4 separate regions of the Homo sapiens genome follow, and regions 1, 3 and 4 are each linked to region 2. The links are chromatin loops, found by intact Hi-C in ENCODE. Cell type or tissue: ascending aorta. All regions are shown on one strand. Each heading gives the region's core, and the rest is flanking DNA. Links, peaks and the distances in the headings are about the cores only. Region 1 overlaps LOC101927995 (a long non-coding RNA gene). Region 2 overlaps TGFBR2 (transforming growth factor beta receptor 2). Region 3 holds the start of LINC01985 (long intergenic non-protein coding RNA 1985). Region 4 has its middle 110 kb from the start of RBMS3-AS1.

The links. A loop is a pair of places that touch in the nucleus more often than their neighbours do. Peaks named below come from ENCODE experiments on the same cell type or tissue, not always from the same donor. Only the 100,000 strongest peaks of a DNase experiment are listed, where the experiment ranks them.
Region 1: a loop joins it to region 2, with 3 times the contacts of the local background. A loop is called at or near these places in 31 of 110 quality-filtered maps.
Region 3: a loop joins it to region 2, with 5 times the contacts of the local background. A loop is called at or near these places in 44 of 110 quality-filtered maps.
Region 4: a loop joins it to region 2, with 12 times the contacts of the local background. A loop is called at or near these places in 52 of 110 quality-filtered maps.

The regions. Positions count from the first base shown.
Region 1 is chr3:30,441,401-30,447,428 of GRCh38, reverse strand. The region is part of intron 4 of LOC101927995 (a long non-coding RNA gene); the gene reads right to left. LOC105377013 (a long non-coding RNA gene) reads left to right here. Exons shown (of 4, transcript XR_940683.2): 2 at 3,673-3,757. Among named protein-coding and RNA genes, the nearest start is that of LINC01985, 74 kb to the left of the region's middle. In ascending aorta, for the core only: a CTCF peak has its summit at 3,003; no DNase peak of the experiment used is centred there; H3K27ac peaks cover 4,297 bases.
Region 2 is chr3:30,690,753-30,696,780 of GRCh38, reverse strand. TGFBR2 (transforming growth factor beta receptor 2) reads right to left here. Exons shown (of 7, transcript NM_003242.6): 7 at 2,639-5,361. The coding sequence ends at 5,182. Among named protein-coding and RNA genes, the nearest start is that of TGFBR2, 87 kb to the right of the region's middle. In ascending aorta, for the core only: a CTCF peak has its summit at 3,068 (motif pointing right); no DNase peak of the experiment used is centred there; H3K27ac peaks cover 2,172 bases.
Region 3 is chr3:30,515,087-30,521,114 of GRCh38, reverse strand. It overlaps LINC01985 (long intergenic non-protein coding RNA 1985), which reads right to left and starts at 2,247. Exons shown (of 3, transcript NR_147054.1): 1 at 2,158-2,247. In ascending aorta, for the core only: a CTCF peak has its summit at 2,859; a DNase peak (open chromatin) is centred at 2,704; H3K27ac peaks cover 4,656 bases.
Region 4 is chr3:30,038,950-30,044,977 of GRCh38, reverse strand. No RefSeq gene overlaps it. Among named protein-coding and RNA genes, the nearest start is that of RBMS3-AS1, 110 kb to the right of the region's middle. In ascending aorta, for the core only: a CTCF peak has its summit at 2,536 (motif pointing left); a DNase peak (open chromatin) is centred at 2,527.

The sequences.
Region 1 (6,028 bases), core at 716-5,715, 250 kb after region 2:
CAATTAGCATTTATCAAGAAACTACTATGTACCAAGTACTATTGTATGTTGAAGATAAAATACAAATCAGACATGGTTTTTGACATGACATCTATATTTGTATAAGGCCAGTGCATATGTTAAACACGTGACTAAGTATAATAAAATGTGCTTCATATGTTACCAGAAGCATCAAAATGCTCTGGCAGCATGGGAAAAAGCTTGATTCTGCATGGTTGTGCTGCTGCTGGTGGTAAAATCAAAAGGCTCATTTTGAGAGTAGCATTTGAACGGGATTGTTAAATGTTACTAGGGCATTTTCAAGGAAAGAAGACAACAGATGTATTGGAATCTTGAAATATTATAGGAAGATTAATAATAATAATAATAAAAGCAGATGTGGAAATATGAGCTATGTTTCAACAGTGGCTAATGGAATCAGGAATCAAGGACTGAGAGGAAGGAGAGGTACTGGCAGTAGAAGAGCAGGTTAGGACCAAACAGTGAATTCTGGGGAAAGGCATTTAGAGCTATGCCAAAGGTACTCATCACACAAAGTGTGGTCTGAAAATGAGCAGCACCATCACCACCAGAGAGCTTGTGAGAAATACAGAATCTCAGACCAGCTGACCTAGAATCTGCATCTTAAGAAGGTTGCCAGGTGGTTTCTGTGCTTACCGAAGTTTGAGATGCACTGCCAGAGGTGACAGACAACACTTTATGTAAGGTTTGGAGGTAAAGAAAGAAGTGAAAAGGGAATGTACATTTTTAGGGATACTGGTGTTATTTCACGTAACCCACACAATGTACTTCTATTACTGTCTCTTTACAGAAAAGAAAACTCACATCTGAGTAGGTTAATTCTATCGCCCACAGTCTTGATTTAATAAATGGTAGAGCAAGAATGTGGAGCCTGGTGTGTCTAGCTCCAAAGATTGCCTGGTTCCATTTCACGACTGAATGATTTTATCAGTTTGGGATTTTGAAAAGTTAAATGTAAGAGAGTCAATGAAGTGGGTTGAGACTGTTTTCTGTCAATTAGAAAATACCCATCATGTTCTTGTGAGGACTGAATGAGGCAGTTTATGGAAGCTGTGTGATGTATGGTGGGTAGGTGCTCAGGAGATGAAATCTGCCATTAGTAGTAACTGAACCCTAGAGTCTTTGTTGCACTCCCCTCTCCAGTATATGCTTACATAACCAAGTTCTTTATGGTCTCTTTTTCCTTTAATATTCAAATATCTACAATCTGACTTGTTGTCCTGAGTGACTGTGGAAAGTCTGGTCTTTTATTTTATCCCCCCTCCAGGCATATCGGAGAATGCCAGGGGATTGTTTACATGTTCTATGATTCCCACATGGTTTTCACTTGTCAACTGTACCAGACATCTCCTTCATATCTCCTTCCTCAGTACTGTTTCACCCTAACAATGGAACAGGCATCTCTATTAATTCCCCAAAGGACAATTAAGACCAAGGTTTGGAAAACAACAGCAGGAAACTACAACGCAGAGAATATGATTGGATTCTGAACAATAATTTTGAGTCTTTGTCCTATGGCTTTTCCCTTCCCTGACTCTTCCCTTGGCTTTGGTTTGCCTCGATGTTTCAGGGGCCACCCTCATGTCCCTCCACATGGATGCTCTGGTCGTTTCTATGCTGCTTTGAAGATAGGCTCCCAACTTTCTCTTGAGCTCAGGAAGAAGGAAAAAGAGTCCTCATTTCCCTCAATGGGGGACTTGTCTTTTGTTTTTTCTTCCCTAGGACTTGTAGAAATGAGGACATTCATGTTCTTCATGGGAAATAGCCATCTCCATTCAAAGAATGTAAACTGGCCTTCCATGTTTACATTAGGTAATCACAGTACTCACCATTTTATTTTCTGTCTGGTTAATTCAAACTAAAATGATACCTTAAGGGGGAAATTGAACAATCTTCAAAGAAAATAGTTCTTTGAAACTAACCCTCCAGCATTTCTTCTGTCAGGTCTACATGTTCCTCCTGATGTGGCTTGGTCTCCTAATCAATAAGCAGCTACTTTTAAAAGACACATGGGGGGACGGATAGCATTAGGAGATATACCTAATGCTAAATTACGAGTTAATGAGTGCAGCACACCAGCATGGCACATGCATACATATGTAACTAACCTGCACATTGTGCACATGTACCCTAAAACTTAAAGTATAATAAAAAAAAGACACATACACTTTAAGAACAAATAATATTCTTTTTAAAAGTTAATTCTTTTTATTGATACATAATAGTTGTGCATATTTATGGGGTACATGTGATATTTTGATACATGCATACAATGTGTAATGATCAAATCAGGGTAATTGAGATATCCATCACCTCAATTATCATTTCTTAAGAACACACAACCTTCTTACAGAAGGAATTCTAACATGTAAACAGAACATTTAATATCTCAGCCTGAATTAGGCCTTCCCAAGGACAGTGAGTAGATATTTGAATTATAACTGCATAGCATAATGGGCTTAGTAAGCCCACTACACTATCTCCTGGAACTGGCACATGCCATCACTCATAGAACAGGTGTGTTTATGAGGGTCTGTGTGTGTGTGTGTGTGCGTGTGTGTGTCAAAAAGAACCACAAGGTTACAGAAAAATTTAGTCTATCCAATTGCCACATTTTTTGACACCATGTTGACACAATATGTCACAGAAACTGACAGCATCCAAACATTGAAACATAGCTGTTTCTTGATTTAAAGATCATGAAATTAGAAGCACTCTGTGTTAAGGGTAGGGGGAGTGGTCTCCAAAGACAGTGCACATACACCCCAAAGACAAGCTTTATAATCACCTTGAAAGCAAAAACTTCCTATAATCCTCCAAATGGTGTGACACGCTTCAGCTCTTTGGATATGTTTTTCTCCCTGGACTGCTCTATTACCCCATGCCCTGTTGTTTGTCTTGGATACAAGATGAAGATTTTCTACTTAGACCTCTGAAAATTATTCAGGTCATGTTTAGCTACAGAATGTTTTGCTGCCTCCACCGGATGGAATCTATTTTTAAAATTTGGAGTTTGAAGGACTAAAAGGAAAGAGAAAACATGATGCTTTATTGGTTTTAAGGCAGTTGTTTTTATGTGTTTCAAGTCATACACTCTTGTGTACTTAAAAGGAATGGGACTTAGCCTCTAAGAAATGCACTTACAGATGACATTAGAGTTTAAGAGACCTAATGTATTTTTTTCAAACCTTTCCTGGACTCCCTCCATGAGGCCTCTTGGTTTAAGATTAGTTTAGACAATATTGTAGTATCTTTCAGTGAAAGAAAATATTAATAACTTTAATAAAGAGGAAGATTATATGCCTATAAAAATTAATCTCAACATTGCAACCTTGCTTCAGTCTGAGGCAAAAGAGGGCCTTCATCTGTTACCACGATGGTTTCCCAGAGGCCAATCAAGTTGTTGACCAGATTTATCTCTGTAGCAGTTAATGCTGAATGTCTGCGGTTTGAATGGCTTGTGAGTAGAAGCCATAAATCAATTGTTGGGTATTGCTCATTTTTGTGGTTTATTCTTCAAAATATAGCCAAAGACAGTAGCAATTTAGAGGATTTTGTTTCTTGGCGAATAGGTATTTCCTTTTTTACACATACATTAACTTGCCGAGTGACAGTATGTGAAAATCATTTCTGCTCTTTGAATACTTGCAGGATATTCTATCACTCTAACTGATGGAAGTTCTTCAAGGAAGCTTTTCTCACAACTTACCTTTTTCTTCTAGCAAAGGGACCATTTGTGAGTATTCTTTGAAACCTAATAGTTTGTTTTGTGTGTTGGTGTATGTATGTGTGTCTGAGAGAGAGAGAGAATTTTACAAAATTGAGTCAAACTAGGATTATTGATTTGTGAACAGTAGGATATTCTATGTTTCTCAAAATAATGGAAAAAGGTCAGCACAAAATTTGTATCACTTAGATTTTTAATAAACAAGAGAAATAATGCCAGATTTTAGAACAAGGACTCAAGTAGCGTAGACTTCAAAAGGTGCTTCTCTGAGGTGTAGGCATTTTAGAAGTCAAATTGTGAGAGGAGCCTCAAAGTGTATTTCCCTCTTAAGTGTCACCTCATTTTAAACCTTGAAGACTCAGGTTTTACCATATCCTTGATATAGGATCACTGCTTTATAAAGTGTTCAAGTAAAGTCTCAAATGTTAAATAATGTTAATACAAAATAATTCCTTAGTTCACAGAAAACTTGAGATTTTTTTTTTTACTCTGGTCCAACTCGCCAGCATATCTGACCTGGACTATAGCAGTTGACTCCTAGCTGGGTCTTCCTTTTCCTACCCTCGTCTCCCTGTCATCCATTGTCCACAAAGCAGTCACAAAGGCTGATATCAACCTTAAGACTATTCAGGACTTTATATCACACTTGGAATAAAATCCATACTCTCTCTTTTGGCCTGGGTGACTCTTCTTGATCTAGCCCTTACCTCATTCTGGGAATCCCATTTCGTACCACTTGTTCACAGTGCCTCAGCCCTACTGGCTACTCTCTAGTCTGTTTCTTGAACAAGCTAAGGCCATATTTCCTAGCACGTGCTATATCCTTGTTTACAAATGTAAATGGCTGGCTTCATCTTCTCATTTCGGTCTCTTTTCGAAGTGACTGTGTCAGAGAGGTCTTTCCTGAACATTCATTTCAAACCAGTCTTCTCCACCCTTACCTTTCATCTTTTTTTTTTTTCTTTCTGAGATGGAGTCTCACTCTGTTATCTAAGCTGGAGTGTAGCAGCACTCTCTTGGCTCACTGCAACCTCTGCCTCCTGGGTTCCAGCGATTCTCCTGCCTCAGTTTCCAGAATAACTGGAATTACAGACATGCATCACCACACCTGGTTAATTTTGTATTTTTAGTAGAGATGAAATTTTAGCATGCTGGCCAGGCTAGTCTGGAACTCCTAACCTCAAATGATCCACCTGCCTTGGCCTCCCAAAGTGTTGGGATTACAGGCATGGGACACCATGCCCGGCCCTCACCCTTCATCTTACTACCTTGCCTTATTTTCTTTACAGCACTTTTTACTGCTTAAAAATACAGAATATATTTATTTGCTTCCATGTTTATTTTTTACTTCCTTAACAGAATATAAGCTCTCTGAGGGCAAGGATTTTATCTTTTCCAGCTATAACCCTAACCTTTAATACAGTGCCTGTCACATAAACAAATACTGAAAAAAAAGCTATTTGGATTATTGAATGACTGAGAAAGCGAATTTTCAATGGGATTTCACATGCTGGATCTCTTGGCATATGGAATGTGGATGGAAGGAAAAAAACGTGTTATTCTCTGATTCACTAGGCCTTCCTTAGGGTAGGGACAAACTTAAATCTTGCTCTTCTGTGAGCAGATTTAAAAGAGAGTCAATGGAAGACAGTCTGTGATATTTAGGAACGTCTGTAATCTCCAAAGTGAGGAAAAGAAGAAGTTTCAAATGTCAGTGATAAATGTGGAGAGGGAAAACATTGGAACACAGCAGTGCATCTCTCTGGTCATACAACATGACAGAGTCGCTTCAACAATTTCATCTCTTGTGCCCAGGGAAAGGCATTGAGCTCCATATCAGATGTGAGTTCAAGTTTTGCCTTTGTTCTCATCAGCTCCTGCAAACCTAGGCAAGGCACAGATACCTGGGCCTGATTTTTCACTGGTGAAATGGGAAGGATAATGAAAGGAGAAAATAATTTTTATTAAGTCTTACTGTCTTCTAAGCCCTAAGTACATATCTGCCTGTATTATTTGGTTTAGTTCTTATGATAATCCCCCATTGCTACACCCTTCTCCACCCCAACCCTGTGCTACAGATAAAGATACTGAAACTCAAGAGGGATTTGATAATAGTAGTAATTATGAAAAGGCACACATGTAGCCAGTGACAGAGCTGGTATTAAAGCTTCATGTCAATTTGAGCTTGCAGCTCATGGTTTTAACGGCTGTGCTATGGGGTTTTCCCTTCAATATGATTGGGAGAACAAAACGAAGTCACCTTCCAGCTCTAATAAAACG
Region 2 (6,028 bases), core at 627-5,626:
AAATAGAAACTCCTGGGCACAAATATAGACTGCATTCAAAGGATGCTGACTGGTGCAAGGGACTGAGTCCATGCTGAGGGCACTTGGAGACCAATTGCCAGTTGGGAATGTTCCTGACCTTGCAGTAGCAAGAACTAAAATAACCCCAGCAAAACAAAGCGTGGAAGAAGGGAGAGGGGTTAGAAGACCTTGGCTCCTGTTTTGGCTGAAGCTCTTGGGCTGCAGCCCGGAGCCCATGTGCATTTGAGGAATAACTTTTCCTCCCTGGGTTCCCTCATGGGTAACTCCCTCCTCTCCAGTGCTAACTGCATCTGCCTCCTCATTTTGGACTGTTGAATCAAAAACCCTTGAGCTCTCCAGAGGCTCCACGTTGTTACCCCCTAACTCCAGCTTTATCTTGTGTTCAAGGTGGGGGTTTGATCCCTGGAGTCCAACTGCTTCAGTTCAAATTCTCATGCTAATGATTGCGACCCTTAGCTAGACCTTGCTCTCTGCCTCAGTTTCCTCCTCTATAAGATGGAGGTAAGATACTTCGCAGGGTTGTTGAGAGGATTTAAGCAGATAAGGTAAAACAGAGAATAGTGTTTGGCACTTACCAAGTACTCAATAAATGTTAGGAATTAATATGAATTTGCCTCCTTGGGTAGAGCTCCCTAACTTCAATTATTCCTATTAACACCTCCTGTAGTTGTCATGCATGAGTGTCGTCTACTTAATGTATTTTAATAATCAATTCAAGTTTTTAAACTCAGCCATATTTCAAGCAATATTATTTGTGAAAGCCCAGGCTGTGTTAATGATTTTTTTCTAATGTATGTTAATGATCCACTAAAATAAAGGTGGATCTATTTTTATAAAGGTGGCACAATCTTAAATCATCTCAGATACCAGTACACATTTCACACATTAGGAAACACAGTCTACACACATTCACTCATCTTCCAGTTGTTCTCTCAGCAAGCATGTAGACAACACTTACCATGTGAATGGAGAGGAAGTCAGGCAATAGAAATGGAAAAGCACCTTTTCTGCCTCCACTGAGCAGAGACCCAGAGAGAGATGAGAACAATGATCCAGTAGCAGAGCTTTTCTTCATGGGGTAGCCTTTTGGTCCTGCTTGGGCAGGTCAGTTCCCTCAGGAAACAGCAGGAAATAAAGAACCAAGCATGTCAGGTGTTCCAAATTCCAGTTCCAAGACAACTTGGCCCTGCATCCAGATTCTACATGGTGAGACCCTGGGCTTCTTATCTGAGCTCTCTGACCATCTGTTTCCTCATCTGTTAAATGGGCATAGTATGTACCTCACCGAGCTAGTGGAGGATTCAATCCGATGGCATAGCGAGTACTCAGTGAATGAGCGCTCTCCCCCGATTATGTGTTCACACAGGACCCACGTTTCCTGTCCTGCAGACCTGGGGACTGTACCCATTTTCCTCTGTTGTAAATGCTCTCTAGGTTTGTACCTAAAAATCTGCTTCTTTGCCTAAGCAGTCCTTGGCATACTAAACCAACTTAACACTGGCCAGCATGTAGTGAAGGCTTTCCAAAAAGTTCAAGACCCATCTTCAAAAGCCTAATGTGTCTTCTTACCACAATTTTATCTTGTATAGGATGAGGCTTGTAAAATCTCATTTTACACATGATGAAACTGAGGCATGGAGAGGTTAAGTAATTTGCCCAGATCACAAAGCTGGCAAATAGAGGAGCAGGTAACCTCTACAGTTAGTAACCACTAAAATTGCTACTAATAAAGACAAGACTATAACTAAGGCCCACAGTAGGACCACATCATCTAGCTCAGTGATTCTCCACTGAGAGGAACTTTGTCTTTCAGGGGACATTTGGCAATGTCTGGAGAAATTTTTGGTTGTCACAGCTGTGGGGTGGGTGCTACTGGCATCTAGTGGGTGGAGGCGAGGGATACTGCTAAACATCCCACAGTGCACAGGACGGCTTCCCTCCCTCCCAACACACAATTATCCAATGCAAAAATAAGTCAGCAGTGCTAAGGTTGAAATACCCTGGTGCAGGCACTATGACATTAACTATTTAGAACCCAGTCGATAACTAAGAAGAAGCTACAGAATCTCTCAGATTCCAAAACAGGTAGCATGAAGTTCAGGCAGAAAATCTCGTGCACTTTGTCACAAGAAATGACCAGGAGACAATTTCCTAAGGCATATTCATCTCACCATTCATGTAAATCAATTAAAAGCACCAAATGGATGTGGTATCTGGGTAGAAAAGGGAAGCATGGAATATGACAAGAGTCAAGAAGAGAGCCAACAGCTTGCTAGTATGAGGAATAGAGAAAATAGAAGAAGCGGTAGAAACACTGGCTGTGAAAATCCCTGCAAGAAACAGCCATGTGGATAGAGGCAGCTCCTGAGACTGTGGGAAGAGGTCTTCTGGGCATTCAGAGGGACATCATGCCAGGACGCCAGCATGGCAGGCAGGCCATGAGCAGCATCTGCTTCATCTCATATTACTGAGCTTCTGTGACTTTTTTTTTTTTTTTTTTTTTTTTTTAAGGACTGTGAGACTGTCAGTTGAGAAAGACAGTATGAAAAAGTTGGAGATTATTTACTTGGTGACGTTTTCTGCATAAATTGCAAAATAACCAAATGAGGCAAATGGATTTAGCTACTAGGAATGGGAACAGGAGGCAGGATGCTCACCTGAGTATTTTGCTTTATTCAATCTAATAAACATTTTATTTATGTAAAAGACAAACAATGCATAGAATAAAAATAAGTGCTTGAGACTTTTGATATAAAAAGAGTATATAGCATTCACATTCCTATTTTAATACATGAGTACAGCTGAAGTGTTCCATAAAAGAATAAAACTTTCCCTTTATGTATAGTAGTGAAAAAAGTCAGTATTTTTAGGAACTACAGAATGTTATTCCTTGGTCTTTTTTCTTGAATAAGAAAAAAAAACATAAACAAAACAAGCCACAGTATCCTCTGACACTACATTCCAGTTTATGCTGATAACCCAGAAGTGAGAATACTCTTGAATCTTGAATATCTCATGAATGGACCAGTATTCTAGAAACTCACCACTAGAGGTCAATGGGCAACAGCTATTGGGATGGTATCAGCATGCCCTACGGTGCAAGTGGAATTTCTAGGCGCCTCTATGCTACTGCAGCCACACTGTCTTTAACTCTCAGCCCACCCACACTGAGGAGGGTGCCTAGAGGTTCTATTTCCAAACCTTTGCATGTATCTTAAAAATCTCAATAAAATGAGACCTTCCACCATCCAAACAGAGCTGATATTCTCACTACCAGTCCCTCTCTAATATTCCTATTTGGCTGAAAATAAGTAGCTTCAAAAAGTTTTAAAAAAGAGATTACTTGCAGCATTAACACTTCTTTGTTGATTAACAAGTTTCCTATGGAGTTTTAAAGCTCATACTTTGTTCTTGTCCTTGTGGACACAAATTTTCTAACTGCAAATGGGACCTTTGTGTCCCACATTCAAATCCTCTCTAGTAATTTCTGCAAAGGTTGAGAAGGCTGGCATGATGGAGAGAACGGTAACCATGAGGAAAGCTTCTTGGAGTAAAGCACTCCTCTCTCCAATGCAGAGGGTAAAACTATTAACATATAAGCAAAAGAAACTTGGGCTAACTGAGACCCTTAAAGGAGTTCCCCTTTAGTCCAATAAAAGGCCAACTTCAAATCTTAACACCAGATAAGGTAGTCAAAATCATATTATATACCCAGAGAATGACTGCTTGAATGGACATTTCTTACAAGGGACCTTGGTTAGGTGCAGATTTAATTCCTAGACTGGGGTCCAGGTAGGCAGTGGAAAGAGCTAATGTTTACAGTGAGAAGTGAGGCAGCTTTGTAAGTGTCTCCACACCTTCACATTTTGTGAACGTGGACTGGAGATAACTGAAAACCATCTGCTATCCTTACCTGGGGATCCAGATTTTCCTGCAAAATCTCCAAATATTTATAAAGTGGCTTCACTTTTTGAAACGCTGTGCTGACCAAACAAAACATATGTTTAGAGTGCCTGAGGTCATAGTCCTGACAATGATAGTATTGTGTAGTTGAAATCCTCTTCATCAGGCCAAACTGTGCTTGAGCAATCAGGAGCCCAGAAAGATGGAACCCATTGGTGTTTGTATAGAAAACTAGAAAATCAAGTCAAGTGTAATGAAAAAGTAAACACGATAAAGCCTAGAGTGAGAATTTGCTCCTTTTTAGAAAAGGATGAAGGCTGGGAGCAGAGAATAGTAACATAAGTGCAGGGGAAAGATGAAAAAAAGAACAATTTTTCATTAGTAGATGGTGGGGCAATCGCATGGATGGGGACATCTGTTCTGATTTTTCTGCAACCCATGAAGGTAAAAAGTGGGGTTCAAAACATTCAAGGTATTAAAGATGGGGTAGAGTTTCTAAACTAGGTTGAGGGAGAGTTTCTAAACTAGCCCCCCAGATTTGGGGCTTGGAGCTTAAATGAAAAGTCCAGGAGAAATAAGGGCACACAGGAACCCCGGGAACACTGGTCCTCAAACAGTGCCACTGTACTTAGTTCCATGGCCAGAAGAGAAGTGCTAGGCAGGGAATGATTATTTTGCAAAAGCAAGTGCAATGTGGTCATAGCTGGCTGTGAGACATGGAGCCTCTTTCCTCATGCAAAGTTCACTGTTTTACAGTCAGAGAACCACTGCATGTGTGATTGTCAAATGCTAATGCTGTCATGGGTCCCTTCCTTCTCTGCTTGGTTCTGGAGTTCTCCAATAAAACCAATTTCCTGGGAATATTTGATGTTTTTCCTTGTCTCTTTTCAAGGTATGGCTATATATATAGAGCTATAGACATATATAGATATATATATATATATATAAAACATAGCTATTCATATTTATATACAGGCATTAATAAAGTGCAAATGTTATTGGCTATTGTAAAAATCAATCTCATTTCCTGAGGAAGTGCTAACACAGCTTATCCTATGACAATGTCAAAGGCATAGAATGCTCTATGTCACCCACTCCCTGCTGCTGTTGTTTCTGCTTATCCCCACAGCTTACAGGGAGGGGAGTGACCCCCTTGGTTTTCCAGGAAGCATCAGTTCAGGGGCAGCTTCCTGCTGCCTCTGTTCTTTGGTGAGAGGGGCAGCCTCTTTGGACATGGCCCAGCCTGCCCCAGAAGAGCTATTTGGTAGTGTTTAGGGAGCCGTCTTCAGGAATCTTCTCCTCCGAGCAGCTCCTCCCCGAGAGCCTGTCCAGATGCTCCAGCTCACTGAAGCGTTCTGCCACACACTGGGCTGTGAGACGGGCCTCTGGGTCGTGGTCCCAGCACTCAGTCAACGTCTCACACACCATCTGGATGCCCTGTAGCGGGAAAGAGATCCAAAGGGCACCATGAGTTGGTGGGCTCCGCGGAAGGCAAGGTGGCCTGCTGACCTTGTTGCTATAGTGAGTGCAAGCAGGGTCCAAAAGTGCCTGTGCATTTAACATGTGCTGACTGAGTGCCTGCTGCTGCAGGCCAGCCAGTTCCATGTGGAAAGGGTGGTGGGGGGTTTGTGCTGGTGGCAGCTGTGCTCAAAACCTACCATACTTTTTGGCTCTGGTGCTATCTGATCACAATAGGTCCTGACAGCACAATGATCCTCTGCTGGGCTTCTGGGGTACACTAACACTCCCAACACCTGAAAATTCCCCATGTAGTGGCCCTTAATATCATTTCAACACCTTTCTATTTAGAGAAGTTCTCGCTTCACAGCAAAATTGAGTGGAAAGTACAGAGAGTTTTCACAAAACCCCTTCCCCATAAAGGCACAGCCTTCTCCACCTTGACATCATGCATGCATCTATGAGGTACATTTGTTATAACTGATGAACTAACACTGACGTATCATTATCAATCAAATTCATAGTTTACATTAGGGTTCACTCTTGGTGTTGTATATTCCAGGGGTTTTGACAAATGTATAATGACATGTATCTACCATTATAGTATCATGCGGAATAGTTTCTCTGCCCCTCAAATTCCCTGCAT
Region 3 (6,028 bases), core at 412-5,411, 180 kb after region 2:
CCTAATGAAGGGAAAGAAGGGAAAAGGGAGGCAACTTTTGAAAAATGAAGTTATTGCTTTCTCAGTCCTTTCCAATTCAGTCACTGGGAGCTGACAATAAAAACAATATTGATTCCTCATTTTTAGTGAAACCTACCCAATAGAAATCCTTCAGGGCTTGCTATTTTTCTGAGAGAAACCCTGCCTTAGCACTATTGCCTTTTCCGGAAAGGATCTGGCAGAAAACAATATTCTGCCTGGAATTCGCAACATTTCTTCCTTTGTGAAAACAAACAAACAGTAAGTTCATTTCCTCCCAAATCTTCTCAGGATTCTTTCTCCTGGTTTACCTCCTAGAAATCAATTTCTTATGACTTTCTTCACTCACTTTCATAAAAGAGATCAGGCAGATACTCTAAAAGGTGAAAATTAAACATTTCAGGGACAATCTGATGTCATTTTGATTTTTTATGATTAAGTCTGATAGGATTTAATCGAATTCTCAATAATTATTTCTGGCAAGTGATTCTATAAGTGATTAAGTAATTCTCATTATTTTTACTTCTCTGTATTTTCTAATTTCCCTACAATAGATATTTAGTACTCATGAAAGAAAACACATAAAAGTTAAAAAGTATGGTGATCTTAAAGTTGCAGTCAAATATTTGTGGCCATTCTAATCAAATCGCCTTTATGGGGTCTGCTCTTGACTATACTACTTCATTTAATTCTTCCAATCACATCTACTCATCTTGACTGTTTTATCACTGAGGAACCAAAGCCCAGAGATTTTAATAAATGAATCGAATTATCACAGCTAGGAGAGGCAACACCATTATTGAACTGACAGCCTTATTTTTTAAAACACCCTGCAAGTAGGTAAAAAGCAGGAATGTAAACTCAGGTCTATCTGATCAAGTTTTATATTATTAATCACTGTTATTTCCTCAGATGTCTTCCTGAAGTAAAAAACTCAGAATCTGACCAATGTGATTTCTTTTTGTAGCCACGGTTCTACAGTTAAACTGAAGAAAAAAATTAGTTTTCTCTCTGTCAATTGAATGGCTAGTTGTTTTTTTGTTTTGTTTTTGTTTTTCTGACAGTCTTGCTCTATTGCCCGGGCTGGATTGCAGTGGAGTGATCTCGGCTCATTGCAACCTCTACCTTCCAGGTTCAAATGATTCTCCCGCCTCAGCCTTTCAAGTAGCTAGGACTACAGTTGTGTGCCACCATGCCCGGCTACTTTTTGTATTTTTAGTAGAGATGGGGTTTCACCATGTTGGCCAGGCTGGTCTTGAACTCCTGACCTCAAGTGATCTGCCCGCCTCGGCCTCCCAAAGTGTTGGGATTACAGGAGTGAGCCACTGCACCCAGGCTTTTTTTTTTTTTTTTTTTTTTTCCCAAAACAGATGAATTTTCTGAGAGAAGGCCCTCAGCTACATCTAGACTCTACTGAAATGGCCCATTCGGAACCCAGAACATCTATAAGAGTATCTTTGCTTGGAAACTTATAAGAAAGTTCTCAAAATACTAAAGACAAGACACTATGAGGGAAATGAAGGAAAGTTATCATACAGACAGAGGCATTAATTGAACCCCAAGATGAGGCCAGTTAATACAAAAACGAAAGAACTTAAATTCAATACACATTTTCCATTAGCACGTAACTAAAAAAAAAGACTTACAGTAACTTTTAGTATTGCCTGGTATTCTACATTTTTGTAGGCGGAACTTAAAACTCTTAATTTTCACTGAGTTACAATTTAATGACCATTAAGTACCTTCTAAGCCAGAAACATTTTGACTTCCTTTAAGTTTTAAAAACTTCTCCCCCAGACCTTTCCCTACTTTGCTTGTGTTTCCCCTCCTCAGACTTTAGTCTTGCTTTGCTTATTATTATTTTTTTAATCTTCTATTTAGTTTTTTGCAGTTCAGGGTAAGAGACAAGGTATTACTTCTCTCTTGTGGGGTTCCAGCACCAAGGCTGATCTTAATTGAATGGCTCAGAGAATGAATCTGAGGGAAGCAACTATGAACCAATCCAACTGCAAAGGAACAGATTATGAAATTAGTCATGTGCTTTTAAAGCAGTCCCATGTTTCAGTTTTGGAAAGCTGGACTTAAAAATGTAACTAAAATCAATGACTAGGAATGAATGGGGGAAGAATAATGTCTTACCTGTTCTATGTTCATCATATTAAGTTTCAAACATACCATCTCCAGCCACAATTTCAAGCAAAATTAGTTTGAGAATGAGACATTCAGGAGACAGGGGAATTGACAAAGAAGGGAGAACCAAACTCATTGGGTCAAACTATACGGAGATGGCCAGAGAGGACCTGTTGCCAATTTGATAAGTGATCTCATTCCACTCTGAAGCCCATCAGAGTTCTGAGCAGAGAGATGCTGGATCTCATTATTATTTATTCTTGACCTGCAGCCAAAAAAACCCTCTGAACTGAATATCCAGCTTTGCATCTAAGGCATTTCAGTGTCTCCAATGTGGTAAAGGAAAACACTTTTTCTTTCCTGTTGCTATGTATATTGGCAAATATCCTATCCAAAGAATTGTGCTCCAAGAACTCTGGAAACACCTGCCAGCAGAAAACTTGGGAGCTTTGTTTAAACAAGTATACCTGCCAACTTTCCAGTGCTGTTGATTTTGCAGGACTGAACAACGTGGACTATTTTAAAACTACTTATGGATAACAGGAACTGGGCCATGGAGATGAGGCACGGAATGTGCCTAGAATCATGTTTATCTTTTTATTTTTTAGTATTGTGTAGTCTGAGCCTTGTGCAAGAAAACTGCAGTGTTAATCTCCCTTCAGCACTGGGTCCACCATGTGGCTGTGAACAGGAAGAATGCTTGGGCGTGAATTCAAGGTATTTGGCAAAATAGGGTTTCCAAGAAACCCTGTGGAAATATAAAGCTCCAGGCTCTGTGACATGTACTGGCATTAACAAATGTCCCTTAGGTTCTCAAGGGCATTTAGATTCCTTTTGTAATTTCTTCATAGCATTGTAATCAATGAATCAGCTCAAACACTCTTGAGTCTTAGTGAGCAATTCCAAATCTGAGTCCTAATTGGACATGATTATAATAAACAGTTCTACTCTAATTTCCTTCCATCAAAATTAACTACTGTAGGTAATTGTCCAATAGGCAAGATGTTTTCTTGAGGTATTAAATAAAGGCATTTGGATATATAAATCTTAATGGTTGGCATAAAAGATGCCATGCTCAAGGCAATAAGGCTTAGTGGTATTTGTTTTTAACTCAACAGCTAGTATATGGTTGTTTGAAAGTAACTGAACTGAGGTCATTGGAGGAGGTGGAAGGACACCAACCTCCCATCTTACAGACCATAAGGTGGTCCCACTGAACTTCAGCTGTTTCCATGGCTGAGCAGCATGGTGATGTTTTGTGGATGGGAAAGATGCTGCTACTCCAAAGGTGTATCAATCTGAAGATGCTAGCCTACTTCATGTGGTTGGAAGGAAGGATGTTGAAAACCTCTTTATCAGCTGGGTGTGGTGGCCCATGCGTGTAATCCCAGCGCTTCGGAAGGCCCAGGCAGGTGGATCACCAGAGGTCAGGAGTTTGAGACCAGCCTGTCCAACATAGTGAAACCCTGCCTGTACTAAAAATGCAAAAAAAATTAGCCAGTTATGGTGGCACGTGACTGTAATCCCAGCTACTCAGGAGGCTGAGGCAGGAGAATCGCTTGAACCTGGGAGGCAGAGGTTGCAGTAGGCCAAGATCGCACCACTACACTCCATCCTGGGTGACAGAGTGAGACTCCGTCTCAAAAAAAGGAGAAGAAAACCTCTTTATCAATGTGTTCTTCTGGCCTGCTATGAAAGTCCTACCATTTTGAGTTTTTCCTTTGGATTAAGGCTCTGTAGGAGTCACTTTGCTTCTTAGTTCCTCAGTTGCCTCCTCCATACTGTTAGGGAATTAGTTTATGTATCATTTAGTGATCACTGCAATAACACTATGTAATAAACCACCTCTGAAACTCAGGAACTTAAAATAATAATTATTTGTCCTCATAGAGCTGTGTGTTGTTTGGGGAGGCTCAGTTTCAGGCCATGGTGGCTGGGGTGGCTTTGTTTTACATTGAGGGTCCACTGGTCAATTTTGGACAACCTGCCATTGGCTAAGGCAAGTCACATGACCAATCCCTAAGCCAAGGAGTGTGGAAATATGCCTCATTCATGAGTATTTAGTACCAAGCAGTGTGAAAATATACTTCATTTATGAAGTTACTATGGCAAGGGTGTGATATAGGGAGGAGTAAAAAATTGGGGTCACTAAATCAACCTAACACAGACTAGTTAAGTGGATTCTAAATATTGGGGTCCTTGTAGCTATAACAGAGATTTCTCAAATACACTATGTTACAGAATCCTAAAATTTTAAAAATGTAAAGACAGAACCATTTTGCAGGTCCACTAGGGAACTCCTAAAGCATTGTAAGTATCATGTGGGAAGCCTGTAAAAATCTGGGTCTTCTGTAGCAGAACTGAGACGGATGGTCTAGGAAACACCATTTTAAATAACATTTCAAGTTATTCTGATGAGAGCTTGGTGGAGCTTGAATTCTCCAGGATCCTAGGATTCTAAGCTGCACCTCTATTTTGACAGCACATGTGGTTATCAAGTACCAGCACCGTTTTACTGAGTCAGGTTACATATGCTAGCTGAAATAAATTACTCTTCCTATGCCAGTTGACACATTTTGGCAGGGACCTCTTATCCACAAGCCAATACAAATAAAGTGGGTAAAAGCAGGAAAAGGGAGCAATGGTATCTTGTCAAGTTTTGAATACTAATATCTCACTTTTATTTACAACAATAATAGTTGACAATAAAGTCAAGTTCTGATTCTAAGCATTATTTCCAGAAAGTTAGAGTTAATATGCAGTTACTGTAGGCCAGGAAAACCTTAAGCAAAACTTCAGTCATTGGATATATCATTCAGGGTTATACCAGATAAAAAGAATTGGTAGGATATCTATCTACCTATCTGTCTATCTATCTATCTTATCTATCTGTGCAAGGAATTGTCTTTTATGATTGTGGAGGCTGGTGACAAGTCTGAAATCCGCAGGGTAGACCATTGGGAAGGGCAGGCTTGAAGTTAGGCAGAAGTTGATGCTACAGTCCACAGGAAGAATTTCTTCCTTGTCAAGAAAAGCTCACCTGTGCTTTCAAGGACTTTCAGTGGACAGAGTCAGGGTCAAGCACATTAGAGATGATAGTCTCCTTTACTTAAAAGTAACTAATTATATATGCTATTCATATTTACAAAACACATTCACAGCAACACCTAGATTAGTGTTTGATTGAATCACTGGTGCAACAGCATTGACAAATTGGCACATAGAACTGACCATCATCATATCTGAGGATTTCTCTTCTTGTTTTGGGTGTTACATTTGTGTGTTACCTGTATCCTTATTTAACATTTTTTTAAACTAACTTAGTTTTTGAATTTCAGCCTTCTCATAAGCAATAGTAACTATTAAACTATTCATTTCATGTGTTAGTTATATAAATCATAAAAACAATAAAATTAGTTATATCTATTAAAATAGTTTGTCCATATACTACCTTAAATAATTTACCACACCCTCTTGGAAATACTAGACTAATTTATTAAATTAATCGCTAGATAGTTGGGTCGAAGAGCTTGCTAGAAAGAAGCAATTTTAATAAGGAAAGAGAAAGTCTAAAGCCAGGAGCTCAACCTGGGCAGGGCAAAATCCAAAAAGATGCTTTCTGTTACAGAAAGCCCAGGGGAACCTGGGATTGGGAGTGCTACACACCTATGGTGAAAATGACACAGGGAGGAGTGTTTAAAGCTGTCTGAAAGTTTCATAGAGTTTTGAGGAATGACTTTAGCCACTTACATTACAACTTTCAGGAAGGCTATACTGCAAAGAACTTAAAATAGTTGAGTTCATCAAGCCAAAGACAAAGAAGGCGAGAAAGAAATTATCTTTGCCCTTAAGACCCTTATAGTCTAATAGAAAAGAGCAA
Region 4 (6,028 bases), core at 546-5,545, 650 kb after region 2:
GCATAACTGCAAGGAAGGTTGGCAAATGTCTAGTAAAACACAAATATGAAGCAAAGGTTTAGGTGGACACATAGCATTTTCTCCACTCCAGACCTCCTGGTGGGGAAATTCAGGAGACAGAAATGTCCAGCTGAATTAGAAATCTGAACGAGAGAAAACGTTCAATAATGTCATTACTTAAATGGTAGTTGAAGTCAGGATTAGGTGATTTAGGGGGCGCATAGACTAAGAAAGAATTGGCATGGAACCCAAGAGAATGTGTAAACATATGCAAAGGAGGAAGGAAGAGGCAGAGAGGAAACAACCAGAGACAGAAAGTTAAATCAGATGAGAGAATCAGTGAAGGAAGAAACTCTATGATGCCAGATGTTAGAGAAAGGCAAATCGAATTTGGACAGGAAAACTTTTCTATGTTGATCTTGGCAACTAGAAAGTCATTGGTAGCTTTCACATACAAGGATTAAGTAGGTTTGGAAGCAGGAATCAATCTCTGGGGGTTGTGGAGAAAGTGGGAAATGAGAAGTATGAATGAATAACAAACATCTCTTTCAAATCCTTAAATACTTTGAAGGGAAGGAGGGCCAGAGAGCAATTAGAAGAGTAGGGATGAATGGGTGATGGAGAACTCCATATATTTTCTTAGTAACCATTTCGTTTCCTATTTATATGAGTCAGAAACACTTAATTACCAAATAGATTCTGATCAATGTAAGCACACTGGTTTTCTGTAATTCCAGTGCAAAAGAATATACTGCTTTACTCAGACTGAATGCCCATACCAAGAGTTTTGAATTATCAATTACAACTTGCCAATTCTATTTACTATTTACGTTAATCTGGGGCCCCAGTGTGAGAGGCCATGTTCCCCATTAAATCGCTCAAACATGTAGCAGGCAGGAATTCTCATAAAATTAAATTTTGTAAGGGGAGGATTTAGATTTTGTAGAAAATGTAAAATAGTGTAGCATTGGGCAGGATTAGAATAAGAAAAACATGATATTGTGGGAAAGGGGAGGGGAGCCAGAAGAAAAATTATGTTTGCTAACAAAGTAATTAAATGCTCTGTGGAATATCCATTTAGTTATATATTTAAATGGTTTAATAATTTTTTAAAATTATAAAATATTTATTTTTCTTATATTCCTTTGTTTCAGTTTTTTTGGTAGCAACATTTAACATTCGGACTTACTCTCTTAACAAATTTTAGTAATTTGTTAATTGCTATATAAAAATAGAAACAATTAGGGTAACTATCCAGAGTCTCCGGGAAGGTGGGAGGGCGCTTTCAGGATTTCGATGACCACTCAGCCTCAAAGCTGTGTTGTCTGTGAGATAGCATTAGATACAAGATCATGTTGTTATCCAAAGTGATTGTGGAAAATATATTAAACTAGGGGAGAGGCTTAAGCTGTTTAAGAGTATTTGCTTCCCTCCTCCTGCACCCCTTGGTATAGGATTCATCAGTTCATAGGCCTGAAAGCTATCTCTTGGTAAGCCTAAAAAGTCAGAGCCTGGAGTTCTGATACCTTTGTTCCTCCTAATTGTGTCTCCCCAGCAGCACAAGTGCAGACATCCCTGACCACAGGCTAGGAAACTCACTTAATACTTTTCAGCAGCTTACCAAGAGGAAACAGGGGGAGGGAAATCACATTTTCACATGAGAAATTATGATCAGCTGTGATCCTCTGTCAGCCCATGAATTTCAACTGGTGCTGCATTTTCAAATTCACTATTTCAGTCCTAATCAGTCTGTGGAAAGCAGTCATGGGGGTTATACTTCACAAGCAGTTTGGCTTACTGAACACTCAAAGGAGACTGCAAGCGAGCTTTCAGCTGATAAAATTTGCTCCTCAGAGTACAAAGGGAATATAAGTAAATCTGTCTTTATAGGCCCAGCATTTGAAGCAAACTAAAGAATAGCTTGAAAGCATTTGATTGTCAGAGATTTGAGGCAAAGCCTGGATTTTCAATAGGCGATGGGCTGGGGCATCCTCTGTGCTGAAGGCGGCAGGAGTTTCTCAAAGCCCTACTGAGTTGGAAATGGAAGGACACATTTTATTTCTAGTGCTAAGAAACATCTGGAGGGGAAAGCCTTGCTTCTTGTAGTTTCCTTGGATATTAGAACCTGTTCTACAGAACCCACAAATTCCAAATACTTTTCCCAGATGAATCCCAAGAGGCAAAATTTTAGGTGGACTTTGTCATAGAGTTACTGTATCTAAAACAGCTTTCCATTACCGGACTTGGAAATAAATAACCTCATGGAAGTACACATATACATGTAAGATTAAGCTACTGTTTCCATTTTATTTTTGTTTGTTTTCCATGTGGGGGTAAAAATTTCAGAAGTGTATAGTGAAATTAATGTGTTTAAAATAAATCCTACCTTATTGAAAAATCAATAATACTCATTGTTGAAGTTAAAAATCTCTCTATGTTAGAAAAATGCAAAGCCTAGAAGTAGCTGCTTTAAATTATTGAGTTTATGTACCCAGACCCACAAGCACGCTTGCTGGATTGTAGTCTGTGGTGCCCTCTGGTGGAACAGAATCACTATCGTGTCTCTTAATCCTTAAAACCAAGTGTCAATGTTCAAAGAAATCTAGATTCATTTTAGACAGATGTGTCCTAGGATTTGAAAGACTTCCATGAAGTGTAATGCCAGCTGTTTTGGGGGGTGTGTGTGCGTGTGTGTGTTTTGTTTTGATTTTTCAATGAATAGAAAGTCCCCTACTTTTGAATATTCATCCTATGTTGATTTGTTCAGAATTTGAGGCTTCTATAGATACATTTTTGAGGTGTGCTTTAAAAAAAATTATTAAAAAGAATTCTGGTAATTCCCAATTCCATAGTTTTAGAAGTAGTAACATTTCTAAACTTTGTCTTTGATAACTTAGTCTTATGACTTGTTTGGTGTTTTTAACCACATAATCTAAAATTTACTACCAGTAAGAGAAATGCCTACTTAAATGGAATCATTGGAAATGATGTTGTACAAACAAACAAGTAAAATAACACCACCACCAAAAATGAGACCTATTGTGAATGCAAGCTTGATTTGCAGCATGTTTGCCCATTTTCACAACCATTGTAGGTTTGGGCCCTATTCATAAATAATACTGTTAATGGGAGTTCATTCATGATTTGGCTCTCTGCTTGTCAGTTGTTGGTATATAGGAATGCTTGTGATTTTTGCACGTTGATTTTGTATCCTGAGACTACGCTGAAGTTGCTTATCAACTTAAGAAGCTTTTGGACTGAGACAATGGGGTTTTCTAGATAGAGGATTATGTCATCTGTAAACAGACAATTTGACTTCCTCTCTTCCTATTTGAGTAACTTCTATTTCTTTCTCTTGCCTGATTGCCCTGGCCAGAACTTCGAATACTATGTTGAATAGGAGTGGTGAGAGAGGGCAATCTTGTCTTGTGCTGATTTTCAAAGGGAATGTTTCTAGCTTTTGCCAATTCAGTATGATATTGACTGTGGGTTTGTCCTATATGGCTCTTATTATTTTGAGGTATGTTCCTTCAAAACCTAGTTTATTGAGAGTTTTTAATATGAAGGGATGTTGAATTTTATCGAAGGCCTTTTCTGTGTCCATCAAGATGATCGTGGTTTTTGTTTTTAGTTCTGTTTACGATAAATTACATTTATTGATTTTCATATGTTGAACCAGCCTTGCATCCGGGGATAAAACTAACTTGATCATGGTGGATGAGCTTTTTGATGTGCTGCTGGATTCCATTTGCCTGTATTTTATTGAAGATTTTTACATTGATGTTCATTAGGAATATTGGCCTGAAGTTTTCTTTTATTGTTGTTGTATCTCTGCCAGGTTTTGGTATCAGGATGATGCTGGCATCATAAAATGAGTTAGGGAGGAGTCCTTTCTTTTCAATTGTTTAGAATAATTTCAGAGGAAATGGTACCTGCTCCTCTTTCTACCTCTGGTGGAATTCAGCTGTAAATCTGTCTTTTTCTGGGCTTTTTTTGGTTGGTAGGCTATATATTACTGCCTCAATTTCAGAACTCGCTCTTGGTATTCAGGGATTGAACTTCTTTCTGCTTCAGTCTTGGGAGGGTGTACGTATCCAGAAATTTATCCATTTTTTCTAGATTTTCAAGTTTATTTGCATAAAGGTGTTTAGAGTATTCTCCAATGGTTGTTTGTATTTCTGAGGGTCAGTGGTGAAATCACCTTTATCATTTTTTATTTTGCCTATTTGATTCTTCTCTCTTGTCTTCTTTGTTAGTCCAGCTAGCAGTCTATTTTATTTATTTATTTTTTCCAGAAAACAAGCTCCTGGATTTGTTGATTTTTTGAAGTCTTTTTCATGTCTATATCTCTTTCAGTTCTGCTCTGATCTTGGTTATTTCTTGTCTTCTGCTAGATTTGGGGTTTGTTTGCTCTTGGTTCTCTAGTTCTTTCAGTTGTGATGTTAGAGTGTCGATTTGAGATCTTTCTAGCTTTTTGATGTGGGCATTTAATGTTATAAATTTCCCGCTTAACACTGCTTCAGCGGCATACGAAAGATTCTGGTATGTTGTCTCTTTGTTCTCATTAGTTTCAAGGAACTTCTTGATTTCTGCCTTAATTTCATTATTTACCCAGGACTCTTTCAGGAACAAGTTGCTGAATTTCCACATAGTTGTGTGGTTTTGAGTGAGTTTCTTAATCTTAAGTTCTAATTTGATTATGCTGTAGTCTGAGAGATGGTTCCTTGTGATTTCAGTTCTTTTGCATTTGCTGTGTTTTACTTCTAGGTATGTGATCAATTTTCGAGTAAGTGCCATGTGGTGCCAATCTGGGAACACAGCTAACAAGGGAAGTGAAGAGCCTCTTCAAGGAGAACTACTCAAGGCATTGCTCAAGGAAATCAGAGAGGAAACAAATGGAAAAACATTTCATGTTCGTAAATAGGAAGAATCAATATTGTCAAAATGGCCAAACTCCCCGAAGTAATTTATAGATTCATTGGTATTCCCATTAAACTACCATTGACATAGGTATTATGGAAAAAAGCTATTTTAAAATTCATATGGAACCAAAAAAGAGCCCGTGTAGCCTCGACAATCCTAAGCAAAAAGAACAAAGCTGGAGGTATCACATTACTCAACTTCAAAATATACTACAAGGCTACAGTAACCAAAATAGCATGGTACTGGTACAAAAACAGACACATAGACCAATGGAACAGAATGGAGAACTCATTTATAAGACTGCACATCTACAACCATCTGATCTTTGAGAAATCTGACAAAAACAAGCGATGGGGAAGGGATTCCTTATTTGATAAATGATGCTGGGAGAACTGGCTAGCCATATGCAGAAAACTGGAACTGGACCGTTTCCTTACACCTCATACAAAGATTAACTCAAGGTGGATTAGACTTAAATGTGAAACCTAAAACTATAAAAACCCTAGAAGAAAATCTAGGTAATAACACTGAGGACATAGGCACGGGCAAAATTTCATGACAAAGACATAGGCATGGGCAAAGATTTCATGATGAAGACATGCAATTGCAAAAAAGATGCAAATTGCAACAAAAGCAAAAATTGACAAATAAAATTTAATTAAACTAATTTTTTGTTGTTGTTTTGAGATAGAGTCTTGCTGTGTCACCCAGGCTGGAGTGCAGTGGTGTGATCTTGGCTCACTGCAACCTCTGCCTCCCAGGTTCAAGCAATTCTTCTGCCTCAGCCTCCCAAGTAGCTGGGATTACAGGTGCCCACCATCAAGCCTGGCTCACTTTTGTGTTATTAGTAGAGATGGGATTTCACCATGTTGGCAAGGCTGGTCTCAAACTTCTGACTTTGGGTGATCTGCCTGCCTCGGCCTCCCAAAGTGCTAGGATTACAGGTGTGAGCCACCGTGCCTGGCTGTGATGTAATTAAACTAAGGAGCTTCTGCACAGCAAAAGAAACTATTAACAAACAGACAACCTACAGAATCGGAGAAAATTTTTGCAGTCTATTCATCTGACAAAAGTCTAATATCCAGCATCTATAAGGAACTTAAAC